Regions from separate parts of the Mus musculus genome. Here region 2 is linked to region 1. A link is a loop called in an ENCODE intact Hi-C map of the cell type or tissue named here. Cell type or tissue: gastrocnemius. All regions are shown on one strand.

Region 1 (2,500 bases):
TAGGAAGTAGAGGAGTTCAAGGTTGGTGTGTGTTGCTTTCTGTGTGTAAGTGTGCTTATGTCTGTGTACTGTGTGTGCCTGATGTTTGGCGAGGAGAGGAAAGAGCATCAGATCCCTGGAACTGGAGCTACAGACGGTTGTGAGCTGCCATGTGGGTGCTGGGAATTGAACTTGGGTCCTCTGAAAGAACATCTGGTACTCTTAACTGCTGAGCCACCTCTCCAGCCCCAGTATGTACATATTTATAAACACAGAGGAAATAGACAATATTTTTCTAAAACATGGCATGAATGTAAAGTTCCATTCATAATATGAGCTCAGGGAAATGGAGTTATGACAAGGACCAGTTTGGGGCTACAGAAATGGTCTAGTGAGCAAACCATGGGCCTCAGAACTCATGTGAAAGCCCAATGGGTACGGCAGCACCACCCTCCCCCCAACTCCTGTGCACACGTGTGCACACATGCACACACAATGAAAGAATGAGAAATCTACTTTCCTGGTCCACAGACACTGATTCTTGTCCATCAGTGAAAAAGTGGTGTTGCACAGTGAAGCCAGGGTGTGAATGGGGTTTAGAACTAGAAATATAAGCAGACAACTTCTGTTTCTGCTCTATCTTGTTGGGAACTAGAAATTTAAAAGCAGAGCCCCTGGAAATGAGAGGTGTGACAGGTTGCTGTGAATTCGAGGCCAGAGAAGCTCCCTGTATCGTGAGACTGTTTTCAATCGAGCAGTCAACAAATATGCCTGGTGGTGTGGTTCATGCCAGCCTGAGGGTGGCTCTTGCTTCCCTAGTGGTACCCTGTCTCAACAAACCCAAACGAAAACAAGTGGACCTTAGCCTTTGATCCTGTCATCTAATTTCTGCCCTGACATTCCAAAGAAATAATGATGGAAGCTGGTCTTTATGCAGTGGTATCAGGTGTGTATCACCTGATGTAGAAGTGGAAAGAAAGAGCCCAAATACGTTCAACAAAGGTCTAATTAAACACATCAGTTCATTTATGCTATGGAAGAACATCCCATGAGGCATGGAAGTGTTCCAAGTAGTGACAGTGAGCAGGGTTTCAATAAATGCTCCATAGTATCTTACTGATGATTCAAACCCTCTTCCTCTCTTCATGGGGCTCATTAGTAGGTGCTGACTGGTTCCCTGATAGTGCCTTTGGGTCTCTGAACAGCCCCAGGTTCTTTTGTGTCCGCCCACCCCCTTTTCTGGGTTCCCTGTTTATCAGATTGCTCCTGTTTCTGGCTGGACACTGCCATCTAGAGGCCACTGGGCCTCAGAGCCTCTGATCCTTGTACTTCACCAGATCACTGGTCTCCAGCCTCAGGGGATCCCTGCTGTTACAGGCATGACCTCTTGGAGGATCACCTGTTTCCTAGAAGCCTCTGAGTAGGTTAGCACTAGAAAGACCCTTTGTGGTACAGTGTCTGAAGATTTTAGGGCAGGGTGTTGCTTCGACCTCTGTAGAGTTTATGGGTTAGTGAAGGCAGAGGTTGGTGGAACAAAGTCTTGTAGGGGGCTTGGGTCTGCAGAGGGGTACAACCGACGTAGGACTGAATTGAAGTTTGGAGCCTTTTATAGCTGCCCTTGAGAAGTGGAGGCAGGAAGATCAGGAAATCCAGGCAATCCTTGGCTATGTATAGAATTTGAGGCTAGCCCGGTCTCCTTGAGACTGCCTAAAAAAATTAGTGAGCGAAGTTACTTAAATCTAGGGTTAACTTAGAGAATCCTAAGCTAATTCACCTTGATGGTTTACCTTGTGTATTAGTCAGGGTTCTCTAGAGTCCCAGAACTTATGGATAGTCTCAATATAGTAAAGGACTTTATTGGTGACTTACAACTTGCAGTCCAATTCGCAACAATGGTTCAGCAGCAGCTGTGAATGGAAGGATCTAGCAGTTGCTCGGTCCCACACAGCAAGCAGGCGAAAGAGCAGGAGCAAGACTCCCTTCTTCCAATGTCAGTATATGGTCTCCAGTAGAAGGTGTAGGCCAGATTAAAGGTGTGTGCTACCACACCTTTAATCCCAGATGACCTTGAACTCGGAGATCTCCCTGTCTTCTGGAATCCATAGCCACTACGCCTCAAGATCTCCATACCAAGATCCAGATCAGAAACTTCTATCTCCCAGCCTCCAGATGAGGGTCACTGGTGAGCCTTCCAATTCTGGATTGTAGTTCATTCCAAATATAGTTGACAACCAGGAACAGCCACTACACCTTGACTGTCAACTTGATGTATCTCAGAATCACCATATAAGCAGATTTCTGGATATGCATGTGAGGGGTTACCTAGATTAGGTAAATTGAGGTGGGAAGAACCACCCTAAATATGAGTGGTGCCATTCCATCAGTTCTAGTCCCAGATCAACTAAAAAGGAGAATGTGAGCTGAGCACCCGCATCATCTCTCTGTGTCCTGACTGTGGACATGTGACCAGATGCACCACCTCCTGCTGCCATGACTTCCTCTCGATGACAAAACTGTAAAC
Region 2 (2,500 bases), 63 kb before region 1:
ACACAGATGCATACACACACATGTTAAATACAGCTAATCTTAAAAGCTCTTCTTTCTTTTTTACGTTTTGGTGTTAGGTCATAGCACAGCTGGTAGAAATCTTGTCTAGTATGAACAGAGTGGTAGATTCGACCCTCAGATTTGCATGCTGCTGTGTCTGTGTTAGTGAGGTTCACTGCTGCCCCTGCTGTCCCCCCACCCCCCACGGGAGCTGGAGGAATGCTTTTTCAGTGGTTCAAGTAAAGCTGACCCCTGACTTGGCTGCAGAAAGGAGTTTCAGGAGTGGCCAATGTGAAGGAGGGCAGAGTTTATTAAGACACCGCAACAGACTTAACCATGGACAGCACTAGAAAGAGATGTGCTAAGGAGGCAGCAAGGCGCACCTGAGCATGGGGGTGGGTGGCTTCTCAAAGGGGTGTGAGGTGGCTCTGTTCTGCTTTGGTGGCTTCTTGGGGGAGTTGCTGAGAGATCATTTTGGGGGGCAGAGAATGAAATCCCAGGGCAGTTCCTGATAATGCAAGGGAATTCTCCCTTTTGATGTTCTTAGATTCATTACTAAAGGACAGACACACAGTGGGGAGGAGAGACAGGCTTAGGCCTCAGGCATGGCTTACTGCTTTTGAAATATCTCTGTGTGAAAGAATAGTGTTTCTATGTGGGCAACTTTACAGCAAATTTTTAAAAAAGATTTATTATTATTTTTATTTTTTTTTAATTAGGTATTTAGCTCATTTACATTTCCAATGCTATCCCAAAGGTCCCCATACCCACCCCCCGAATCCTCTACCCACCCACTCCCCCTTTTTGGCCCTGGCGTTCCCCTGTACTGGGGCATATAAAGTTTGCAAGTCCAATGGGCCTCTCTTTGCAGTGATGGCCGACTAGGCCATCTTTTGATACATATGCAGCTAGAGTCAAGAGCTCCCGGGTACTGGTTAGTTCATATTGTTGTTCCACCTATAGGGTTGCAGTTCCCTATAGCTCCTTGGCTACTTTCTCTAGCTCCTCCATTGGGGGCCGTGTGACCCATCCAATAGCTGACTGTGATCATCCACTTCTGTGTTTGCTAGGCCCCGGCAAGATTTATTATTTTTAAAAAAGATTTATTTACTTATTTTATGTATATGACTACACTGTAGCTGCCTTCAGAGACACCAGAAAAGGGTACTGGATTCCATTACAGATGGTTGGGAGCCACTGTGTGGTGGCTGGGAATTGAACTCAGGACCTCTGAAAGAGCAGTCAGCGCTCTTAACCACTGAGCTATCTTTCCATCTCCAGCCCCACAGAAAGTGTTAATTATGCTGGAATTTTTTTTTTTTTTCTGAGACAGGTTTTTCTCTGTGTAGCCCTCGTTGTCCTGGAACTCCATCTGTAGACCAGGCTTGTCTTTAACTAAGAGATTCAATTGCTTGCTGGGATTAAAGATGTGCACCACCATTTATTTTTATTTAATGTGAATGAGTGTTTTGCCTGCATTCTATGCTTTGCACTGCATGACTGCAATACTCTCAGCAGCCAGAAGAGGGCAGTGGCTCTCCCAGAACCGTAGTTAAATGGTTAGCTACCCTGTGGGTTCTGTGAATTGAATCCAGGTTCTTTGAAGGAGTCGCAAGTGCTCTTACTTTGGAACCATTTCTCCCTAACCCTCCCTGGGGTTTAGTCTCACTAAATTGCCCCAGTGGCCCGGGGTGATTACTCTTCCAGGTTCACCCTCCTGAGTAGCTGACATTATAAACCTCAGCCCAAGGGCCTGACTCGATATTATTTGACGGAAAGGTGCCTAAGGTCTGTTTCTATCCACAGAACTCTTCTGACACCAAACGTGTACTGGTTTTGCTATGCTAACACATAATTCTCCAGGAAACCAGTATATATAAGCTATATATACTGTATATAATAAATAAACCAGTAAATATAAGTTAAATATGTTTCTTAGTTGTGTAGATCTGTTCTAGAAAATCTGTTTTTAACTCTGAGGAGAGGACTGTGGGAACCTCTAGTTTACTTGTGGTCAGTCTGAAGTGCAGGTGGCTTGGCTTTACAAGTAGAGGTGTGGGATGGAGCCTTCCGTGTAGGAGCTCTGATGCTCTATTTTGGCTTTTCTTTTTCTTTTTCTTTTTTTTTTTTGGGGGGGGGGGAAGACAGGGTTTCTCTGTATAGCCCTGGCTGTTCTGGAACTCACTTTGTAGACCAGGCTGAGCTCGAACTCAGAAATCTGGCTGCCTCTGCTGGGATTAAAGGTGTGTGTCACCACTCCCGGCTTATTTTTGGTTTTTCTTATGGGAAATAAGCAGTGGATAATTGTTGGGTAAAGTCCTGGAAATGTTGAGAAGTTGTGAGTTGGGAACAAAGTTTAGGGGAAGAAATAAAGATATATTATTTAATTGTATGGCAATAGAAAACCCTAGAACAATAGTTATAAGAGGGTAAGTTTAGGAGTCAAGTATAGTCATTGGTAGAACATTTATTGGTGGGATAATGTTAGAAATAATAAACA

Evidence for each region. A loop is a pair of places that touch in the nucleus more often than their neighbours do. Peaks named below come from ENCODE experiments on the same cell type or tissue, not always from the same donor. Only the 100,000 strongest peaks of a DNase experiment are listed, where the experiment ranks them.
Region 2: a loop joins it to region 1, with 10 times the contacts of the local background. A loop is called at or near these places in 24 of 42 quality-filtered maps.

What each region holds. Positions count from the first base shown.
Region 1 is chr16:8,868,645-8,871,144 of GRCm38, forward strand. No RefSeq gene overlaps it. Among named protein-coding and RNA genes, the nearest start is that of Gm30310, 12 kb to the right of the region's middle. In gastrocnemius, no CTCF peak of the experiment used is centred here; a DNase peak (open chromatin) is centred at 1,268.
Region 2 is chr16:8,805,357-8,807,856 of GRCm38, forward strand. No RefSeq gene overlaps it. Among named protein-coding and RNA genes, the nearest start is that of 1810013L24Rik, 23 kb to the right of the region's middle. In gastrocnemius, a CTCF peak has its summit at 1,516 (motif pointing right); a DNase peak (open chromatin) is centred at 1,540.